Linked DNA regions of Homo sapiens: all the other regions are linked to region 1. Evidence: read pairs that join two places in POLR2A ChIA-PET (ENCODE). Cell type or tissue: MCF 10A. All regions are shown on one strand.

Evidence for each region. ChIA-PET counts read pairs that join two places held together with the same protein. Peaks named below come from ENCODE experiments on the same cell type or tissue, not always from the same donor. Only the 100,000 strongest peaks of a DNase experiment are listed, where the experiment ranks them.
Region 2: POLR2A ChIA-PET joins it to region 1 with 10 read pairs; 3 of 35 experiments call an interaction of 5 or more read pairs at or near these places.
Region 3: POLR2A ChIA-PET joins it to region 1 with 17 read pairs; 3 of 35 experiments call an interaction of 5 or more read pairs at or near these places.

Annotation. Positions count from the first base shown.
Region 1 is chr20:56,354,571-56,362,570 of GRCh38, reverse strand. FAM210B (family with sequence similarity 210 member B) reads right to left here and starts at 3,597. Exons shown (of 3, transcript NM_080821.3): 1 at 3,380-3,597. The coding sequence starts at 3,565. RefSeq lists silencers at 165-354, 3,321-3,920. In MCF 10A, no CTCF peak of the experiment used is centred here; DNase peaks (open chromatin) are centred at 2,700, 2,980 and 3,720.
Region 2 is chr20:56,257,595-56,265,594 of GRCh38, reverse strand. No RefSeq gene overlaps it. Among named protein-coding and RNA genes, the nearest start is that of MC3R, 13 kb to the right of the region's middle. RefSeq lists an enhancer at 4,749-5,948. In MCF 10A, no CTCF peak of the experiment used is centred here; no DNase peak of the experiment used is centred here.
Region 3 is chr20:56,284,635-56,292,634 of GRCh38, reverse strand. No RefSeq gene overlaps it. Among named protein-coding and RNA genes, the nearest start is that of MC3R, 40 kb to the right of the region's middle. In MCF 10A, no CTCF peak of the experiment used is centred here; a DNase peak (open chromatin) is centred at 6,924.

The DNA.
Region 1 (8,000 bases):
GCCACGCATTTTTCTTCCTAACCTTTGGGGAGACTAAAGAAGCTGAAATAAAAGAATTTATGAGGGCGTGACTTGCAGGCAATGGAAAATTTTTAGACATTCATTTCTTCGTGAAACATTGCCGTAAGTACCCGGGATGTGTTAGGCACTGTCCTGAATGCACAGGACGGCGTGACACATCTTCTGTCTGTACTCAGCATGCATGCACATGTGTGTGAGAGTGTGTGTGAGACAGTGTGTGTGTGAGATGCCCCTTCTGCCTCTCCCCAACATTTTTTAAAGTACAAAAACCTGTAATAGAGAGGGGGTAGGAAGGTTTAAAGAATGAGCCAAGGACCTTGCCAAGCCGATCGCAGTGTTTGGAGTGACACCTGTTTTCTTCCACTTGAGAAATCATATTAATAATAAACACTATATTGTGTATATTCTGTACTAGGCACTGTTCTGAGTACTTTGAAAATATTGGCTGGGCACGGTGACTCATGCTTGTAATCCTAACACTTTGGGAAGCTGAGGTGTAGGAGGATTGCTTGAGGCCAGAAGTTCAAGACCAAGCTGGCCAACATATCTTTTATTTTATTATTTTATATTTTTGAGACAGATTCGTGCTCTGTCGTCCAGGCTGGAGTGGAGTGATACGACCTTGGCTCACTGCAACCTCCGCCTCCCGGGTTCAAGCGATTCTCCTGCCTCAGCCTCCCGAGAAGCTGGGACTACAGGCACGTGCCACTATGCCCGGCTAATATTTGTATTTTTAGTAGAGACGGGGCTTCATTATGTTAGCCAGGCTGGTCTCGAGCTTCTGACGTCAGGTGATCCACCCACCTTGGCCTCCCAAAGTGCTGGGATTACAGGCGTGAGCCACCGCGCCCGGCCTCATCTCTAATTTTAAAAAAAGGAAATATTAATGCATATAATCCTCACAACAACCTTGACTACTGTCAACCCCACTTAACAGAAGAGGATCTGAGAAGCCCAGAGAGGTTGAGTAATTTACCAAGGATCACACAGGGATTACTGTCAGAGCTGGGATCCAAACTCGCTGAGTCTGGGTCCAGGGCCTTTGCTCTGAACAACCATGCTATGTTACTCCTCGTGTATTCATGAGTGTCTCCTCTGTGCCAGGCACTGTTCTCAGTGTAGGGGACAGAGCAATGGAAAAAACTGACAAAACCCCACCCTCGATGAGCTTATGGTCTTATGGGAAGGCAGGGACAATAAACAGAAGAGTAAAATACCAGGGCTGCTACCTGTGACAAGTGCCATAGAGAAACACCAATGGGGCGGGAGACAGGGAGTAGGAGGAATGTTAAATAAGGCCATCAGGGAAGGTCTCCCTGAAAAGGTGCCACTGGAACCAGAACTGACGGAGACAAAAGGACACTGGGGCTCTGGGAGAGCAAGTCATCTGCCTGAACTCCCCCTACGTCCCTGGAAGGAATAAGTGGCACAGGCAGGCGGGGCTGCTAGGCGGTTTACAGGACATGGAATCATGTTAAGACAAAAAGGCAGGTCTCTTCTGTGGCTTTCCCTACCCCTCTTACAGAGACCCCCTGCCAAGGCAGCGTGGGTGGGCCTCTTTGGCTCTTAATTAAACACCTGGCAAATTTGGAGAGCCCAGCTGGGCAGCACACTCCTACCTCCCGACGAGGGTGGGCGGCCAGAACAGACGACAGGGGAGGTTCTGGGCTCTGGCCAAGCCCAGACCCTCCCTGCACTGCTCCCAGGCCCTGCTGGGGACGCGTTTTCTCAGGCAGATGAGTTATCTTTTGTCCTAATCTCCTTTGAGGTTCTGATCCCACTTGGGTTTCTGCCGATTTTACCACGGTGCAGAAGAAACAAGGACAGCTCACGGGGCCCTGGGGCCTTGTGACTGTATATATTTACTGCAATTATAGTCATTTCTAACCTTAATTTAGGACACACCAGATGCCAGGTATGAACATATCTCATTTTACATTCATATTCTATGAAGTCTGAATTATTAACGTCCCATTTTACAGATGAGGGGCCTGAGATAGAGAGAAGGGAATTTGATCAAAGTCAACAACAAGTGAGTAGAGAGAGGAATCCAGGGAGTCTGAGGCCAACTCTTTGCCACTGTATACACACACACCGCTCCAGTGCCAGGGCCTGAGCTGGGGACAAGGTCAATGTGGCTGACAGGCAGGACAAGAGGCCATTCCAGATGAGTGCAGAGAAGACCCACAGCCATGGGGTGGAAGCAGGCCCAGTGGAGGCATCCGAGACCTCACAGGTCGTTAGAGAGGGCTTCCCGGAGGAAGGAACAGCTGGGCTGGGCCCTGAAGAATCATCAGGAGGCGGCACGGTGTGTGCAGAAGGTGCCACTCTGGAGAGGATCCCCAAGACCTGTGTGCCACCTGTCGGACTGGAGAAGGCAAGGAAGGAAGTTGATCTGGGCAGGAGGCATGATGAAAGCCTGGGTCCAATCCCCATCCGCTCCTTACTGAAAAGCTAGGAAACGGTCAGGAGATGTTCGCTGGGCCGGCGGCACTCCGCTGAGGCCTGCACCAGCTCATGGAGTTGTCTCCCAAACTCTTGCTGGGAAGGTGCTATTTTTGGCCCTCTAAAGGTCAGAAAACAAGCTCAAAAGCCTTCAGGACTCGGTCTGAGGTCACCGGGCGATGAATGGAGGGGCCCTGTCTGCACCCAGGCAAACAAAGAGGCTCCAGACTGCCAGGCCGGATGCGCTCCGGGCTGGACGCCGGCTCCGCGTGTCTGGGCTTGCCATTCCTGGACCGCCAGACTTCATTTACTACTATTTTTATTTAAAAAGACTCACTTGGAAGAAAGTGATAGATTTCTTGAAAGGAAAGCTGGTATGACTGCTCTGAAGGAAAACCAGTTTTCACTTAGCACCAATGGAAAGTGACGGAAATGAAACATAACAAACAGCACTGTGGGTTTCTTGCCCGCGGCTTCCCTGAGGACGCCTGCTCTTCCACTCAGAAGAAAAGGGAGGAGCAGCGAGCGTCGGGAGGTGTTCAAAACACAGCGAGACCCAGCCAGAAGGCCTGGACAACAACTCCGCAGGCAACGTGTGGAAGTTCAGACCAAGTCAGTCGGCTGCGCCCCAGCCTGGCTGAGGCTCTGCAGACCCGGGGCTCGGCCGAAGACTGCGCGACCTTGGGCAGAGCGCCACACCTTCCCGAGCCTCAGTTTCTCTGGCTGTCAACTAGGAGGATCGCTTCCTTGGCTTGCAGGGATTTGGGGTTTCGGGGACCCTGGAAGAGCTCGGTCCCGGGCAGCTACAAGTGCAAAGGCGTCCTTGGCGGAGGCGGCCGGACCCCGGCGCGGCCCTGCGGACGTCTGGGGACCTGGACACCGCCCGGGATCAGGGTCGGGGTGGGGTGCTTACCTGGTGGCCGCGGCAGTCCCCGCGCGCCGTGCGGAGCAGCCGGGCGTCTAGCCTGGGCGGGAGCAGGGCCAGGGCCAGGGGCGGCGGGGCGCAGGGGGCGGTGGCGCCCAGGAGCCAGGTGGCGCGAGGCCGGACCCGGGCGCCCACCCTGCCTGCCGGACCCAGCAACGCCAGCAACCCGGCCATGGTGCGCAGCTAGGCGCAGCACCCGCGCCGCTGACCCGGGAGGCGGGCGGAGGCCGGGGAGGGTGGGCGGAGCTGACCCGGCGAGGGCCCTCCCCGGCCCCGCCCGCCGGCTTCGCCGCCGCGCGCGCGCGCTGGGCGGGACTGAGGAGGCCTGTGCACATCCCCTTGGCTCACCCGCTAGCTCCGCTCCTCGGGAGCCGGAGTCCAGGGCTGGTGGGCGGGGCTGAAGGAGCGCGCCCCGCCTCCTCTCCGCCCACCAGCCCCGCCCCTTTGGGGGTGGGTGCAGGTCTTTTCAGGGTCTTGGGCTTTCTAACTGTGGTGTGTAGTTGGCGGGTTTCCTTATTCTGCGGGCACAAAGGTGGGCGTAGGGCCGTGGCTTATGAGCTTTTCTCCCTGCAGAAATGGGTGAAATCTGAAAAAAAATTATAGATATGTTTACGTGTTAGCTCCAAAGAAGAAAATAAATATGAGAATTGATATTAGTACATGTTTAATAAAAAGTCCTCTGACCCTCATAGATTGTTGGCGTGAATGTAAAGCGAAAGATGGTGTGGCAGTTTCTTGAAAAGTTAGACATACACTAACCATACAACCCAGCAACTCCACTCCTCGGTAGCTTCTCAAGAGAAACAAAGGCTCGACACTCAAAGACTAAAATGTGAAGACACCAATGTTTGTAGAGATCTTATAAATATTAGTCAACAATTAGGAATGCCCATAAACTGGGACGTACTGTGGCACAAGTCTTCAATGGGACGCAATGCAACAATTAAAGGGAACAGACTACTGATACATGCACAACATAAATGAATCTCAAAGCTCTTATGCCAATTGAAAAAATCTAGGCACAAAAGTCACACACTGGAGGATTCCAGCTACATGAAGTGCCCAGAATAGGCAAAATCACAGAGACCTAAAACAGATCCGTGGTGGCCTAGGGCTGGGAGTGGGAAATGAGATTGACTGCCAAGGAGTGGGAGGAACGTCTTGGGGTGAGGGAAGGATCCTAAACCCAGATTGTAGGGATGGTGACAGCTGTGTAACTAAAACTCGTGGGACTGTACACTTAACATGGATGAATTTTATGCTGTGTAAATTATACTTCAATAAAGATGTTCTGGCTGGGTGGAATGGCTCATGCCTATAATCCAAGCACGTTGGGAGGCTGAGGTGGGAGGATTACTTGAGCTCAGGAGTTCAAGACCAGCCTGAGCAACATAGCGAAACCCTGTCACTACAAAAATAAAAATAAATTAGCCTGGTGTGGTGGCATGCACCTGTAGTCCCAACTACTCGGGAGGCTGACGCAGAATTGCTTGAGCTCAGGAGGTCCAGGTTTCAGGGAGCCACGATGGTGCTACTGCACTCCAGCCTGGGTGACAGAGCGAGACCCTGTCTCTCTAGAAAAAGAAAAAGAAATATATTTTACAAAAGATGTAATATTCTATTAGTCAACTGCAATTCAACTCAACCAAGCTCTTACACAGGCACAGAAATGATATTAAACACATATGCATTAAAAAATATTTATTACATAAGATGGAGTTATAGCTGTGAAAGTAACAGGGTCTGTTGGAGGGAGGTCCTAAAGTGCCCCTGGATGGGAATCCTTCCATTTAAGTGTCTGCAAGAAGCTGGGGAAGAGTGCTTAAGGGTGCAGATTGTCTGTCAGGTTGGCCCTAGAAGTCCAGCTGTGTGATTTGGAAGTAGTGACTCAACTTCTCTGAGCCTTGGTCTTTTCATGTGTAAAATGAAGATAATAATAGTTTCCCCCATGAGATTGTTGAGATAATTCTTTGACACAGTTCTTGGAAAGGGCTTCACTCAGTGCCTGGTGCACAGAGAGGGCACACACGTTAGCTGGGATGTTGTAGAGATGCCTTGCCTGAAGCCCCTCTGTCACCCGGTGACAGTGCCACCTCCAGATGGCATCTGATCTCGACTTCCTCATGGTTCCCATGATTTTCTTTCTTTTTTTTTTTTTTTTGGAGATGGAGTCTCGCTTTGTCGCCCAGGCTGGAGTGCAGTGGCGCGGTCTCAGCTCACTGCAACCTCAGCCTCCCGGGTTCATGCCATTCTCCTGCCTCAGCCTCCCAAGTAGCTGGGACTACAGGCGCCCGCCACCACGCCTGGCTAATTTTTTGTATTTTTAGTAGAGACGGGGTTTCACTATGTTAGCCAGGATGGTCTCGATCTCCTGACCTCGTGATCCTCCTGCCTCGGCCTCCCAAAGCGCCCGTGATTTTCTTGTCACCAGGCCTTCTTCATTCATTTAAGTTTCCTGCCCAGGCTTCATGGGCAGTTGAGTTTGTGATTCATGCTATATGCTTATTAGAGAAGAGAAAAAGGTAATTTTGTTTTTCCCTTTAAATTTGACAGTAAATATAATACTGTAATTATAGACTTTAGGTTCTTTTTTTCTTCTTCTAAAAGTGAAGAAACTTTTGCTTTTAACAAAATGTATTGGAGCTGCTGCCTGCCTGAACTTGTGACAGTTTTGTTTTTTTCTTATTGTGTCAGCTCTCTTTGTCTCTCTAGAGCAGCAGCTCATGCATGAACTATATTTATTTTAATTTCTTCATTTTCATGAATAGATAATGTGTTCTCACGGTTCAGATTTTTAAAGGTACAAAAAGTCTACACAATGACAAGCTTCCTTCCTATCCCAGTGACCAGTTCTCCTCATTTTTTTCTCCCTAGAGACAAACACTGTTACCCGTTGCTTGTGCATATCCTTCTAGAAAATTTTACATGTGTGCAGGCAAATTCCTATGAACGGTTTTCATTGCTGTTTTTACCCAAGTGGGGCATAGTATACACAGTGTTCTTCACCTGGACTTTTTTTGCTTCCATTATATTTTAGAGTTTTCTGAATATGTACACAAAAATCTTCCTTATTCTTAAAATCTGCTTAGCATTCCAGTGTATTCCAGGGTGCTGTAATGCTTTAACCAATCCCTTGTGGGTGGACCATTAGGGTATTTAGGGTATTTTCCAGTCCTTGTGATCATAAACCATGCTGTGATGAACCAGCGGGTATTTCTGTCACTTGCCGTGTTTAAGTATGCCTGTGTAATAAATTCCTCAAAGTGAAATTGCTTAGTGAGAAGATATGTGTATTTGTAAATTTGAATAAATGGCAAAATTTCACTCCATAAAGGTTGCAGAGTACAGCAAATGAGAGTTTTTTGTTTGTTTGTTTGTTTTGAGATGGAATCTTGCTCTGTCACCCAGGCTGGAGTGCAGTGGTGTGATCTCAGCTCACTGCAGCCTCTGTCTCCCAAGCTCAAGTGATCCTCCTGCCTCAGCCTCCTGAGTAGCTGGGACCTCAGGAGTGCACCACCACGCCTGGCTAATTTTTGTATTTTTAGTAGAGACGGGGTTTCACCATGTTGGCCAGGCTGGTCTCAAACTCCTGGCCTCAGGTGATCCGCCCGCCTCGGCCTCCCAAAGTGCTGGACTTACAGGCATGAGCCACTGCGCCTGGCCAAGAGTGTCTATTTACCCCGACTCTAAATGGTGTCTTTAGCAGAGAAATGTAGGACTGACTTTTATGATCTTAACTTGAGAATCTGACATTAAAGGCAGCCATATAAGGCCAGGCGCGGTGGCTCACGCCTGTAATCTCAGCACTTTGGAAGGCCAAGGCAGGCTGATCACCTGAGGTCAGAAGTTCGAGGCCCGCCTGGCCAACATGGTGAATCTCAGTCTCTACTAAAAATACAAAAAATTAGCCGGGTGTGGTGGTACATGCCTGTAATCCCAGCTACTCAGGAGGTTGAGGCAGGAGGTTGAGGAGGAGGTTGAGGCCCCTTGAACCCAAGAGGCGGAGGTTGTGGTGAGCCGAGATCGTGCCACTGCACTCCAGCCTGGGCAACAAGAGTGAAACTCCATCTTAAGAAAAAAAAAAAAGGTCTTCATCCTTGTCATCTTTGCATTGAGCTGGCTGAGGAGGAAAAGGAAGAGGAAAGGTTGTTCTTGCTGTCTCAGGGGTGACAGCGCCTATAGTGACAGCTACTCCGGAGGCTGAAGTGGAAGGATTGCTTGAGCCCAGGAGGCAGAGATTGCAGTGAACTATGATCACACCCCTGCACTCCAGCCTGGGCGACAGTGAGACCCAGTCTCAAAATAAAATAAAATAGTAAAATAAAAAATAATAATTAAAAAAGCAGGCAAGAAGTGCCTTTCAAGGTATTAAAATATGAAGCTGTTTTCTTCTTTTCGTAATCTCTCTCCCTTGAGTTGTCATGGTGATTTTTACTGCCTATTTAACAGTGTCCTTCTATTTTTTTTTTTTCTGAGACAGAGTCTTTCTTTGTTGTCCAGGCTAGAGTGCAGTGGCATGATCATGGCTCACTGCAACCTCAACCACCAAGGCTCAAGCAATCCTCCTGCCTCAGCCTCCTGAATAGCTGGAATTACAGGCGCATGCCAC
Region 2 (8,000 bases), 97 kb after region 1:
GCTAAGTTACCTGCCTCTCTGAGCCTCAGTATCAGCACCAACAAAATGAAGAAGATTTCTGTGTGTGTGGTTTTTTTTTTTGAAGATTAAATAAAATGAAAAGAGAAAATGGCATGATGGACTCGAACGGTGCAAATTGAGATCTCTGCAGATAGTTTTCAGCGCACAGTGTCTGGCACCTGAGGCATGAAGAGGATTTAAATAAACATGAAATTAAATAAGTTTGTCAATTTAAAGCAACTGGAATGGTGCTTGGTGTACGGTGGCCTCCCAGCACATATTAATTCTCTTTATGGTTATAGTCATTACTGTTTGCCACAATCCCTCACCTCAGAGAATAGAAAGATATTAGAATCACATCTTCCTAACTGTTGTGGGAGCTTTAATACAGTGCTAAATCGAGTGCTGCAGGAGTGACATGACTGTCTGAGCCTTGGTTTTCTCCTTTGTAGAATGGGAATGTTATACTCTGTTTGCAAGGTTGTTGTTGAGATTAGAAGTAACACCTGAGAAGATTCCAGCACAATGTGGTTGCTTGAGAAATTGTAAATATTAACACTAACAGGTGTTTCTTGAGCAAAGATAGAGCATGCATTAAACTATGTATCTATTTTCTCGGCAAGAGAGGCCACCAGAGAGATGCTCTAGGTTTCTCTTAGGTACACCAGTGTGAGGTAAGAGGCTCCCTTGATCAGGGGAAAGGGGAGAACAGAGTTTTTGTAGGACTTCACAACCTTAGCAAGGCTGATCTTACTTCTGGAATACAGAGCATGTGGGTGAGAGGACCAGTTAACATAACAGGCCATGGGGGCTTCTGGAAGGGAAAAGGTTGACAACACAGTTGCTTCTCCCTGGGATTTTTTTTTTAATGCAATGATTTTATGTATTTTTATAGCCAATTACAGTAAAATCTAGCAAATTCCATGATTATTTTGAGAGATCTTTATCATGAACAGGAATAGATGGATAATGATGCACATAGATCTCCACAGAATGATCAGGAAGATCTAATTATATTCAAAAATGCCTTTAACTATTCTAATAGGAAAATGAGATACAAGTGTAGAAGGTTGTCAAGACTATGACATGGAAATGAGTGATGCTGTTAATAATCACAGAGCTGGCCATCTCTCACCTGGACTATTACCACCGCCTCCTAACTGCTCCATTCTATCACCTAAGTCATCTTTCCTACACATCCAACACATTGTGTTACTTCACTGCCCAGATTTCATTTTTGGCATTCCATCACTTACAGAAATCCATCCAGAGCCCTCGGGATGCCATATAAAGTTCTTCTTTCCCCATGACGAGGCATGTCTGACTCTCCAGCCATGTCACTCTCTGTTCCTAAACAAGCCCTCTGTGCTCCAGTCCTACGAGCTGCTTTCAGTTCCCAGAATGCCTGTTGCTCCATGTGGAAACTGCCCAGGCTGCTCCTGGGAAGGACGGAAGCAGTACAGTGAGGGAAATCAAACAGCCAGCCAGGCATCCCTGAGATTTCAAGTTAGAAAGACTTACTGGGTTTGGGGGGACGGGGTTCCCGCTAAGACCTAGGGACAGGGAAAAGAAAAGTACCAAGAAATAGAAAATAGCTGTGGGGATGGAGTTGCTCGATTTAGCAAATAAAAACACATCTCACTTGAATTACCTCATTCATTTCCTTTGTAGGGTTGCCAAATAAATGGCAGTTTTTAAAGTGTATGTCCTGTGCAATATTTGGAATACGCTTAAACTATATAAGATGATGATTTGTTTATTTGCAATCAGATTTAACTGGGCATCCTTTATTTTATCTGGCGACCTACATAGGGGATGAATGAAATAGCCCGTGGAGGTTGGGTCTGCCATGGAACTGGGAGTAGGTCTGAGTGCTGGTTTTAGGTTGCCAAAAAGGAGGCCAAGCTGTGGGAGGTTTATGCCCTGGAAGTCTGCAGCTTCAGTAAGTTTAAGGGGCCTGGCCATGATGTACTGGGAGTCTGGGCCACTTTGGGGTGGGGTGTAATGTTGGGGTAGTGGGATTCTCGCTGTGGTTGTCCCTAGTCTCAAAAAGCTGGGACCTAATTTGTTCTTGGAGATAGATATGAGCAGAACTGAACCTTCCCTCTGTAATCTTAACAAAAGTGGAAGGTATCGGAGTGTCTTCAGGGGCATGGTCTGGACATCCTGCTAATACGGGTAGGTGGGTCACTGACCATTGCAATGGAGCAACAGGCACATTATCTCATTTCATTTGTCTTTTAACTGCTAGAACAACTTTGTTGAGGTATAATTTATTCCTATAAAATTCCCTCATTTTAAGTGAAGGGTCAATTATTTTTTAGTTTCTTAGTGAGTCCTGTAGCCATCACTACATTCCAGTATCAGGACATTTCTGCCACCCCAATAAGACCCCCATACCTGTTCATAGTTAATCCCTGCTGCCTCCCCCAAGCCCAGAAAACCACGAATCTACCCTCTGTCTCCATGAATTTGCCTTTTCTAGATATTTCATAAAGTCATACAAAATCTAGTCTTGTGTGTGTCTGCCTTCTTTCACTTAGCAGAATGTTTCTGAGGGTCAATCGTGTTGTAAATGCAATCCAGTCCTTTTTATAGCTGACTATTATTTCATCATACAGATGTGCCACATTTTGTTTATCCCTTCACCAGTGAATGGACGTTTTGGCTTTTCAATTTTGGTTATTACAAAAATTCCTACTAGAAAATTTGCACAGGGTGGACGTGGTGGCTCATGCCTGTAATCTCAGCACTTTGGGAGGCTGAGGTGGGAGGATCACCTGAGGTCAGGAGTTCAAGACCGGCCTGGTCAACATGGTGAAACCCTGTCTCTACTAAAAATACAAACATTAGCTAGGCGTGGTGGCAGGCACCTGTAATCCCAGCTACTGGGGAGGCTGAGGAAGGAGAATCGCTTGAACCTGGGAGGCAGAGGTTGCAGTGAGCAGAGATTGTGCCGCAACACTCCAGCCTGGGTGACAGAGCAAGACTCCATCTCATAAATAAATAAATACATAAATAAAATAAAATAAATTTGCTTGCATACCTTTTTTATTTTTAATAATCTAACTGTATGTGTGTAAGTTGGAGTGGGAAAGGATAGTTTTAAAATTGAATAAAAATTGAGGAAATGGTTCACCTGTTTTTATTTTATACTCCTGCTTTAAGAGTTAAGATACAATTTACTTATTTTTTTTGATTCATAACACACATCCATTTGATTAGTTCTGAGCAGTACTGTGGCCCAGAAAAATCAAAGCTTCAGTCTAGTGGTATTATGAAACCAAGGACAAGACGAGGCATGAGAAACAAACCATTTAGCAGGCTAGCTTATGCAAGCCCTTAAATGTTAGAAAGAAAGAACTGAAAAACTCAACTTGTAGGAATACTCACTACAAAACTAAGCATTTTTCCTATCATGTATATCTGTGGATTTGGATATAAGTTTTAGAAGATGGTTTAGTATTTTAAAATGGATGTACTAAATTGCCATCTAGAAATTACCAGCTGTATTTTAGAGCAAGCAAAAGAACCCCTGCAGCCTGCAAGAATGAGTGGATTGTGCAAAGAAAGCCTATAAAAGAGCCAAAGTGTTGGGGACTAACAGAGTAGAATAAGAGAGAAAGGTGGACAGTGACTGGTTTTGCTTGCCTTTTTTTTGGAATCAGCACCCAATTCTCTTGTGGGAGACTTCCTCTCCGTCTCTGCTGGTCCATGTGGCTTGGGTGTGGCTGTTGCCCCATCACTAGCTCCAGGGTGTGGTTTTATCTTGGCCTGAGTGAAGATGCTGCTCGTGGTGATTAGTTCAGGCTGGCATAGATTTGAGTTAGCTGGCCTGAAGTTTGTATTCGTTTTTTGAGGCAGAGGGACATGAATAGGGAGACTATTGGGAAAGAGTAGCTGGTTTTCTCCTGGAGTTGGTGAGCTGATAGTAAAAGTAACCTGTTAGAGAAAAAAACAAAAGAAGGGAATGTTCTTGGGACACACAGAAGGAAAGATTTCCGATGATATCATTTCACTACGCAGATGAAGCAGGGCCTGAATAAGTATCCCCTCTCCATGCTGTTTTTTGCTCAAGTTTGAGATGAGATTTTGTTGCCTGCAGTGGAAAGAGCCTTGACTCTGCTTGTGTCTGGAATAAATAGGGGTCATCAGAATTTGATTTAAAAGTGGCATGCTGTCTCTTGTTCCTCAGTGTTGTGGAGGAAGTTCTTACCTGCACAAGTGTTTCTGGCTGAGCTTTAGAACACAGAAAACAATCTGTTTGCCTCTGCACTAAATCTTTGCTTCCTTTTTAGTTCCCCCTTAGCAAAGTGATCTGAGATTGGGAGAAAAGTCTTGGTTAACATAAAACGTGCTTGATAAGGAGTTCTTATCATCTTCAGAGTCTGTTTACCTGCCCAGTGTCAGCTGGTAAGTACAAGAACCATTCCTGTTACAGATGGGGAAACTGAGGCACAGAAATGCTAAACGATTGGGTTAAAGAGACACAGTGAAGAGATCAATCCATCTGTAGCTTTCTGTTCCCTTTCCCTGCAAACTTTCACTTTAAGAAGAATCCAAACTATGCTTGTCCAAGGGGTGTCGCTTTACCTGCCCTGTAGACTTTGTGAGGACCGGGCTATCTTATTCTCGGCTGCATTCCAAGCACCTGGTCCATGTTAAACACTCAACCTGTGTTGACAGAAAAGAAGGAAATTCAGGCTTGGAGAAGAAGAAAGAGTAGGCTCAGAAAGAAGGTACAGGTTTTATGTGCCAAGTAGGATAGTTGAAGCCTAACATCATCTGAAAACAAGCAATTGCAAAGTTGGTGATTGCTAAATTGGCTTGAAATTATATATAAGATATACTTGCTAAATTGGCTTGAAATTATAGATGAGATATGCGTTCAAAAAGATAAGGTCTTATCCTGGCAGGAAAATGCATAGGAATGATGAATGTTTGCCAAGGAGACTGTTGGGACTTTTTATCCGTGATGTTCACCACAGTCCTGAAGCAAATTATTCATCCCATTTTACAGAAGGGAAACCCTTGGCTTAGTGGGGTGAGCATTGCCCAGCACTGATGGCATTCCCATCCTGAGCCGACTGATGCCAGTTCTCCGAAGTGTCACATTGGAGCTTTTTAAAAATAATCCCTCCATCTGGTGTGCACTTCCCTCCAATTAAATCAAATGCTCTGAGGGATAGGACCTAGAATCACTATGTTTAAAGTTTTGCAGTTGCCTCCAAATTTGAGAACCACTTCTCTCAGTGGTGCTAGTTCACCTAGAGCCAGTGCAAGTAGTGCTGGGCGCCTTGACTCACCCTCACTTGCCATCCTCTCTTCCCATTGCTCCATGCCTTTCTTGCTTGATAGCTCATTTTTCCTCTTTTTGGAGTTTTCTGGTGGGATTTTGTATTGATGGAATCATCTCAGAGATGGGTGACTCAGAGGGTGGACTGTTTGCTGGTGATTCATGCCCATGTCTGGAATGTTGATAACTCACCTATCTGCATCATTTCATCCCAAACAAATGGGTGCTGTGGAGAGGCTGCCAGAGGAGGATGAGAGAGGGGAGACGGAAACTAATCCTGTATGAAGAAAAATGCAAGAAAATTTCATTTAATTATGATCTCTTTTGATTTCCCTAGGCATTTCCTTTGGTCTTACAGGATTGAGTGGATACGGTTGCTTTGGGAAGGAGCTGTGTTAGCTATGATTTCCAGCTGTGGGTTGGCTTGTCCTCTGTTCTGCTGTCTTGGTTGTGGGAGGCCTCGCCATGCCAAGCATGGGCCTCAGAACAGCAGCATTGGCATCAATGGTGTCTGCTAGAAATGTGGAGTGCCAGGCCCCACCCCAGGCCTGTGGATCAGAATCTGCATTTCAACAAGATTCCCAGGGGATTTGGGTACACATTTCTATTTGAAAAGCCCTGTGGTTTGTGCCCAGAATGTACTATGGTGACCCACTAATATTCTTTCATGGTAATATTAGCAATAGTACAAATACTAATGGATGCTAGGCAGTGTGCTGAGAAGCCTTATATGTATTACTTTGTTGAAATATCTAAACAATCCTTGACCTAGATGTTATGATTATTCCCATTTTTCTTGGGGAGGAAACAGAAATAAATGGCCCCATGCTGGTGAGAGGCAATGAGAAGCATGATCCCAGATGGAATTCAGGTCTTGCCCTCATCTAAAATTCATGGTAGCTCTATGTTACACTGTTCATCTTTTTGAATGAATTAACTAGGGAGTCCCAAGTTGCCCTCATTTATTCATTTGCTCAGTCCTCAGACATTTTCTGAGTCTGCTTTGGACCAGGTTGCGGGCCAGGCACTGGGGTGAACTTGGAGATGAATGAGGTAAAGCCTGCCTCCTCATGGCCCTCTCAGTGTGGAGGGGTGGTGGGAAGATGGGAGGGAAGAGGAGAAAGATATAAATATTGAATGTCTTCTGCTTCCTCTGGGCACCCATAGTTTATGCTGTCGGCCAACCTTGAAGTTGAACTCAGCATGTTGTTTCTCTCCCAACGACTACATCCATTGCTTTAAGCACTGGTGACTCATGCATTTTACTGAAGGTTTTGTGACGAGAGAAGAGGTTCCTTTGCACCCCATGCAGCAAACAGCTTAGGAGACATCACCATGAGACTTCTAAGCCCTCCTCATTTCTTCTCTCCACTTTCCTCCATGCAGCTCTGAATCACCATCCTTTGCCTTCTTCTGCAAAGACTCTGAGCTCTTCACTGGCTGGTCCACAAACCCTGGAGATGCAGCCACTCACTGAGCATCTTAGAGCCTCCACCCATTGGAAACCTGTCTTTCCCTAGCCATTTGGCTGCCAAGAAAACCCAGCTTGTCTTAATGTTATTATATTTTATAGTTACCATAGCACATGAGAAATGGTTTGGTGCAGTGCCATCCAGAAATCATGGGGGTCACCAAAAAGGAAACCAGTGGCTAAACACAGTAGAAATGCTGGTTCTGTTGTTCAATTTTCTACCTTCATTTTCATACTTTAATTAGAAATGTTTCAGTGAAGTTCTGCCTGTTTATTCTTAGTATAAATAGGATGGCAGATCAGACGTTACTTTAAATCATCTACTCTAGGGGTTTGCTTTTGTTTGTGTGGTTTTTAGCTAATTCTTTTTTGAAAATGTGTAAACTCACTATGCAAAGCAGATCGAGATAGAGGTGGTCTCATTGAGCTTGGAGCCATTCTTCTCACTCAAGGTCCCTCTATTCTCCCCTTTCCCTGACCTGGTTTCTTCTTGTCCCCCTTAACACTGACACTGGCCTCTGAAGAATCAATACATTGGTCTCCACATGTGTCAGAATACTGTTGGTTAAAAATGACAAATAGCTCAGTAACTGAAATTCTGGACTAGCTTCAGGCGTAGCTGGATCATGGTGCTCAAATTCTAGGATCAAAAATCTCCTCTCTTTCTTTTGCCTGCTTTCTTTGATGTTGGCTTCATCCTCTAATAGACTGGTCCCTCACTCCTTAAGCCTCAGGTAGCTTGGTAACAAAAGGCTTGGGGGAGGAAGTCCTCTCTTTGTCTTAGTATTTCAAGGATGGTATTATTGAGTCTCCCCAGGCTGTCTTAGGTCATGGACCTGGCTGCTGTGGCCAAGAGATAGAGGACTCCAGTTGGTCAGGTGTGGGCCAGACACTTGCCTTGGGGCTGGTGTTGAGGTGGAGTTTGTTTCACCTGAAACACAGTGCTGTGGCAGCCGTGACCTGTGACCACCACAGACAAGGATGAGGGTTGAAAACCACACATTGGATTCGGAATCCAGCTCTGCCAGTCGCGTAGATGGTATGACTGAAACCCACAAGATAACAATAGACTTGCTCATGTCATACGAGCCTTGAGCCACGCCTGGTCCCAGGCTCTCCTGAATTTCAGCTTGGTTTCCTCCACTTGGCACCCGCATCTTTTCAGGGTGAGGAAACAGTTTCTTCTTTCCTGATAAACAGAGTCCTTCACAGCCACTCTCTGATAGTTACCCT
Region 3 (8,000 bases), 70 kb after region 1:
TGGCTGAGAAATAATTATTAAGCATAAATGTAACATTTTATTAGACTACATTGCTTAATAAGATGGATAGAGCTTCTTAAAAAAGGCTGTTTAAAAGGAGGAAATTACTTATTGTTCTAATGATACAGGGATCAGCATTAATTCTGTTCTTACTATGCATTTTTATAGATGTAAATGCTGAGAAATCTTGTTCACACATGAATAAATTGATAGACTTGAAAATAATTTTGTTACAGCAATGCCACTCAATGATTTAAGCTCCTCCTGAGCTATATGCCAAAAATCGCGTGGCGATTTACCATAAAATTTATTCTTAATGATCTATGAGCTGACAGCTCAATTAGGTCTTGCTGTAATATTTTTGAAAGCAAAGAATTGGAAACTAATGGAATTGTGGAAGGATTTATCCCCTAGACTGTAGGGTTATTCATTTTCTTAACACTTAACTCCAGTATTGAGAATTATCCTTTTGTGTGATGCCTTGGACTTTTTGGACCTGGGGATGTTACACCATAGTAAAATTATGGGTAGGGAGAAGTAGGCTGTGTGTGTGCATGTGTGCGTGTGTACGTGCCTGTGTGTGTAGAAGGAACAGGATAAATATGAAAGAGGAGAGAGGAAAAGTTGATGCAGGATTCTTGAGCGCTCCTGGGCAGAAGGAGTGTTCTCAGGTCAGTTTTAGAGTGAGCACGTTTGAGATTTGAGAACCTGGAAACTGGTAATTAGAAAACTATTCCTTTGCTGGGTGTGGTGGCATGTGCCTGTAGTCCCAGCTAGCTGTATCTGTAGTTCCAGGAGGCTGAGGTGGGAGGATCACCTGAACCTGGGGAGGTTGAGACTACTGTGAGCCATGATTGTGCCACTGCCCTCCAGCCTGGGTGACGGAGTGAGACTGATATGGTTTGGCTCTGTGTCCCCACTCAAATCTCATTTCAAATTGTAATCCCCATGTGTGGAGGGATTCGCCCATGCTGTTCTCTTGATAGTGAGTTCTCACAAGATCTGATGGTTTTATAAGTGTTTGACAGTTCCTCCTTCACATGTACACTGTCTCTGTCACCTGGCACCATGTAGGATGCCTGCTTCCACTTCCACCATGATTGGAAGTTTCCTGAGGCCTCCCCAGCCAGGTGGAATTGTGAGTCAATTAAACCTCCTTCCTTTATAAATTACCCAGTCTCTAGGAAGTTCTTTATAGCAGTGTGAGAATGGACTAATATAGAGACCGTGTCTCAAAGACCCCAAAACAAAACAACAACAGCAAAACTATCCTCAAGGCTGACTCCAGAGTCTTCATGGTATGCATACTCCACTTTGAAGCTTGCTGGTACAGGCAACGTGAGTTCAGGCTGAGTAGACCATAGTGGGTATGGGGAGTGGGAGAAGGTTTGCCAGGCAACTGGGTTTTGTGGAGACCCACGTATGAGAGGTCCAATTTGGACAGCAGGGATGGGGAGAGACATGGGCTTTAGAATGAGAGCTCAATTCAAATCCTGGCCTCATCTAATGGGTGCAGAATCTTGGAAAGTTATTCACTTTAATAGGCTTCTGTTTCTCACTGCAAAGTGGGGATAAAAATGATATTTGCAACTTTAGGCTCTTTGCAAGATCCCACAGAGACAATGAAAGACAAGGTTTCAGGCTAGCATAGTCTTCAGGGCAAGAGTGGTCCCTGTGCCCAGCAATGTCCTCCCACTTCCAGGGTTGGAGCTACATTGGGGTGAGGAGTCTGGAGTCAAGGGGACATGCCCGCCTTAGCCCATGCCCTCTCTTTAGTGCTGCCTTCCAGTACCAGGACCCTGGAAGGAATTCCCTCCTGCTAAATCCCTATGTCTTCTCCCAGGGCTGCACGTGTCTCTTCCCTGATCCATTCTTCCAGCGTGCCTCATCCACGGGTGCCCCCATCAGCCTAAGGAGTGGCTAAGGCCCTTCAGGGTGCAGGACTGAGTCAGGGGAAGGAAGAACAGGGGGTAAGGTTGGGGGTGTGGTCAGTGTAGGTGGGGGGCTGTGGCACCTCATGAGCAGAAGTTCTAGGCTTGGGTGGAAGGAGGTGAGGGAAGTCTCATGGCCTGATGTTGGGGCTCTTCACTGGTATGTAGATCGTGGGGGTGAAGGTGGGGGAAGAGATGAATCTTGGTGGGTGGTGAAAGATCTCCCCTCTCAAAATGAGGAAAAGAACATGGTTTCTGTGAGTTTCACAAGAAAGTGGAAGAGGCCAGATGGTGTGACCTGGTGAGGGAGGGAGAAATTCTTTGCAATCCCATCTTCCCATTCCCACTCCTGCCCAAGAGGAAATCATTGTCTTTGGCAGAATATACAATTGATGTTGAATTTGTGCTATCCATAGTTATTTGTATGAACTGTTGCTTCACGCATGTGTTTTTGTTTTTGTTTTCCATTTTGTTGTTAGGTGGGTGTGTTTGTCAAGGTCGGAGAATAGAAGTAATTTTATTTAACGATTTCTTACCCTACTTTGTAATGTTGAAGTACTGAGAATTATGTACGTGGACCTCAATTTGTGCTCTTGCTCCAGGTCCTGCCAATGTTAAGATCAGTACTGTTTCTGCTGCAATAAGTATTTTCTTAAACACACAAGCAAAACAATAAAAAAAAGAAGAGGTGGGCAGGTTATATTAAAATATGTCATTCCCAAATGGAGGATCTGCTTTTTCTGGGAGTCAGTCATCACTGTACTAGGCAGAACAGGCCAGACTTGCGTGGTTCTTAACCTTGGCAACTCATTGCAATCACCTAGAGAGCTTTCCAGATGACTGATGACTGCGTCCCACCCCTAGAGGTTCTGATTCATTGGTGTAGGGTGAGGCCAGGCATCCAGCTATCTAAAAGCTGCCCGGTGATTACAATGTATAGTAAGGGCTGAGAACCAGTGGGCTCGAGGAATCCTCAATTGGCTTCAGATGAGCTGAGTGACGGTGTACCTTCTTCAGGTGGGTTGTGTTATGCCTGGTGAGAAAAACTGGACTGATTCTCTTATAATCTGGACTTTTTGGCCACTGTAACTGCCTTTTAAACAGCTGCCTACTAGTTATGTTGCCAGATGTTGTTTAATCTTTGTACCTCAGTTTGCCCATCGATACAATGGGAGATAATCATAATTTCTTACCTTTTGGGGTTGTCCTGGGGATTAGTAAGATAATTTGTAAAATGTTTAGAACAGTTGTCAGCACTGAGCCGAAGCTATGTGGCACTTCCTAAATAAGGGCTGATTTGTTCCTGATGCATTCAATCTGAGACATCCCTTTGTGGACCATCGGTCAAAGACAGATGCCCAGTATTCTTTAGCTAACTTTAGCAAAGGTACACAAAGTGGCTTGATTTGTTTCTGGACATTTACCCACAAGGAAACAAATGGACCACACAGTTCTGTCTGTACCAACTCAATGATGTTGGATATAAAAGGAGCATTAGGGAGCAGAACAACATGTAATTAACCAGATAGGCAAGATTGTTGAGTTTAGCATCAGCTTTTATTTTTCTGTCTATTTTGGGTGGTGATGATGGGGTTGAAATATCTGGAATAATACAGAGAACGTCTGTGCTCATACAAGGAGTGCTTTTTCTCCCTAAGTCGGGGCCAGCTTCATGGGCATCTGACCTGCACAGTTGCTCAGGGGTCTATGTTCAAAGGGGCAGTTGCTCTTGGTTTAAAGCCCTGCTATGGCCATCCTGAAACTCTTAACAGGTTTGTCATTGAACTTATGTTTTGTAAGTGAAGTCTGATGGCACAATGTGTGTGCGCAGAGGAGACACCTGCAGTGTGAGTATACATTGCAGTTCCTTACTGCTCGTTTGCATATAGCTTTCACGATGCCCCATGAGCTCAGGATTCCAGTGGGCCCACCCCTCACAGAGTTCAATGAGACTCAAAGGGTACAAGATAAGCACCTTGCATTTTTGGCTGAAGGAGCTGGGACGCTGACAGCCTTGAGAGGTTAATTTTTTTTTTATTTGAACCAGAACTTGCCTTGAAGGCAGTGTTCTAAGAAACAAAAATGACATCCTTTTTTACTTCTCTATACTAGCCAACCACTTATGCTGAAGATGAAACAGAAGGATAGGAAAGATAGGGCAACCCAGAGCCCTTTTTCCTTTCACTTTTTCCTTCCTCATCGGTAAGCCAAATGTAGACAGTGTTGGTAGGATGTGCAAGTATCAAGAAGTGAAATAAAGTTATTGGTTCAGCGTTTCTAATGTTCTGGCAAGAATGAAATACATATGCACGTATGAACTACAAAATACAAATTGGGTAATCTCAGTGACACTGCACATGAGTTAAATGCTCTTATATTTGCATTCAAACTGACATTGCACAACATAAACAGTACAATTCATGCTAATAATTTATTTTTTTCTTAGAACAATATTAATTGGCAAATAAAAGACACCAGGACAAATTCAGAGGCCATGGAGAAAAGGAAACAGCTTTCTGTCCTGGTACATTTAACAGCATTTACCACCTACTTTTTGGACAAGGCACCTCACATTTTCATTTCCCACTAGACCCTGAAAATTATGTAGCTGGCCCTGTCAGAATTATGCTAGAAGAGGTCAGTCTCCACTGGTGTTTTTCTGCATTGGCTTCAAAGCTGTTAAGCTCCTCTTAAGCAGCTGTGCAAAACACGTTGCTGAGTGAAGGCTTTTGGAAGTGCCTGTGGTGAACATTGGCTTCTCAGCATCTATTTCTTCACTTTTCAATATTCTTTTGGCAGTAATCTTTCTACTCTCTGACTGTGCGCTTCAGTGGCAGGGCCACACCCACAGGTCAAAGGTGGAGTGACCTAGAGTTAGGTCAATCACTGCATCACAATATCTTGGTCTTACTGATTGGTTCAGGGATAGGCATGTGACCCAACCAGAGCCAATGAAATGCAAGGAATCTCAGGCTGGGAATCCTGGGAAAGAAACCAGGATTCATATTTGAACCTGGAAGCAAGTTGGCTAAAGGTTGCTACCATCTTGCTGCCAGGCATAACGTGAAGAAGAAACCAAGTTATTGAGATGGAGAGAAACCAAGTTGCTGTTAATATGATGATGTCTGAATTATTTGCAAATTGAACAAAAAGCCAGATCTATCCTTTTCAGTTAAGCAATCAAATCTTTTCAGTTAAGCATCTCACAGACAATTTGAATGCAGTCAGGTTGGGGAAGTTTGCACTTCTCTGCCAATACAAGCTCTTACACAACAAACATATACACTCCTGAAAAGTTGTGGTAAACTGAAATGTTGTAAATCAATCACATTTTAAGTATAAAATGTGTTGGATTTAATAAATCCAAAAAATAATGGATAAGTAAAGGAGATTCAACTCTTTCTAAAACTAACCAACCTGCAATAATTCCTTTAGTAATGTGAAGAATACTTCCTACAATTTATTACTTCTCAATAAATTCAGATTTAAAGTCAGTAGTTTTAGTGTCCTGTATTTTATATGTGTAAACCTGAATGACTGGATATGAGAATATGGCTATTTTAGTCACATCTAAAATACTGTTAAACAGAAACAAGGTAATTATATTAATAACAAAAAATGTACACTCATTTCAACAACATGATGAGATAAAGCTGTGAAAATGCCTAGCATACCATACATAAATGCTTGATAAATCTGAAACTCAAAAATCCTCTGCTAAGAAATATGTTCTTTATGAACATATAATCTTCATAAAGTTGTTATGAGGATTTAAGTGAGTTAATGTGAACCAACTACACACTAGTTGGTTGTAGTGGCCAACTGCAGCCAAAAAGTCCCAGTAATACAAGCAGCTGTCTAGTTACAGGGAAGGAAGACACAGAAAGAAACATTACTAAGCATGATATGCTACAAGCATTATCTCAGGTAATCCTTATATTCCTGAGAATTAGGTTTCTTTTTCTCCTTTGTACTATACAAAAACAGGAATGACAGGCCCTGGGTCACAGGGCTCATCGCCATAAGGCTAAGAGTCAAACTCAAATTTGACTGCTTCAAAACATTCACAGAAAAACAGCAACAACAACAACAAAAAACTGATACATGTGATAGTAAGAGTTAAAAGGATCATGGGTCTTTGGCAGCAAAAGGCAGAATTATTCACTCATTCATTTGTCCATTCAGTCATTCATTCCACAAAGATATATGACATTGAACATCTGCCATGGGCAAGACAGTGCTAGATATAAGACCCAAATCTGAAAGTCTATCAAGAGAGACATAAAGCAGAAAATTGTCTAACAGTGCAGAAATAACAGGCTCAAGGAAGTGGAGAAAACGGGTTTAATGTCTCACAGTAGAAAGTACAGAATGCTCAAGGAAGGCTTGGATTTAGGGTAGATGTGCATTGCCTTTAGTTCTTTTTTGCACATTTTGCTTAGGCTAAATGTGGGTTTCTGGGAGGCAGTGAAAATAAATGATGACAGGGAGAAAAATGGCTGAATCTGGTTAAAGGTTTAAGGAAGGATGCAAGCTGCAGGTGAAGTTCTGATAGAACTGAGATTTTATTGAAAATGCTGAAGAGAAGGGTTAGATGGATGGGCATAGATATAAATATGATTCTTTTTGCTGGTGCTTACAGACAGGCATCCACTGGACTTTTCTATCATTCATGTAAAATTGTGCTTGAATGCAGAGGGAAAAACCGTTCTTCAACACGGAGGCTCCCATGTGGCAGAGTGCAGGGAGGGTCCCTGTGCCTGGTGGTGGGAACTGAACACCAGGTGTTCAGTTTATGGTGACATCTGTGAACTTGTGTGGTCAGAAAATGAAGTGCCACTGGGATTCAGGATTGCTTGAAAGTGAAGATTTACCCAAAGATTCTGGATGTGGGCAATGCGGGGGAATATTAAACAAAATGACCTGTTGGGAGTTTTTTCTGTTCACCATACCGTCTCCATCATTTGGGTGAATCATGCCCACTTGTGCAACTTTTGGCCAAGTTGCCTTAGGTAATTTTTACATAATATTTATAAAACCTTCCTGTAATTGTGACTCATGGTCATGCTTCTACTCAGAATTTTGTTAAAGCTAAACATTTCAGGGAAAAAAGAAGGCCTGAATGATGTGGAAGGCTTTCAGAGAACTCAATTAAGGAAGGCAGGATGGTCAAGGCTATCATTTGCCGCAAATGCCCTTAGTCACCAAAGCTGCAGCGACAGAGATGCTAATTACATTTCTTTTACATTTCCCCTTCATTTGTTTGAAATAAAAAAGCAATAATATATACACATTTGTCAAAAGTATTCAAATGTTACCCAAATACATAAAGCCAAAGTGCAAGTTTTCTTACCGCTTGTCTGCCCGCGACTCCCAACCTGTAGATGTGACAACTGTTAACTCTTTAATATACATTCTTCTAGGACTTTCTTTATGAATGTATACTCTTTAGCTAATTGCAGTTATGTTTTTATTATACTAAAGTAATACAAGGTCAGTATGAAAAGTACACAGAAACCTTAAAAAATATATTTCCAACATTTTGCCTTGTGTATGTGTGTACATATATATACAGGTATATATGTGTGTTTGTGTATATATATGTATACGTATATACACACACACGCGCACTTAAAAACAAAAGAAAGTAGTGTCATAAAATGACCCTATGGGCAGTAATACTTTTATCATGTTTTACAGATGAAGATATTTGGGCTTAGGGTAGGGACATTGAATAACTTGCCCAAGATCACACAGGTTACAAGTAACAGAGCTGGGATCTGAACTCAGGTTTATCTGACTTCAAAGTCTGTGTCCCTGGTAACTATGTAATCCTGTTGCCCTTTCTGTGTCAACAAACAGATTCATCCCATTTTTTAAATAATGCCAGACAATTACCTGGTATAAATGTGCCATTAAAAACAATCTCACTTGGTAGCTTTTCAGATGAACTGAAAAGGTGAATGTTTGGTAGCTTCTGTTTCTGTATTTTGTTTGAAAAGTCATGATGTTCTGATACCAAGGGTTCTTCATGGTTCAAGGTACCTCAACTGCTGCTGAAAAACAGAG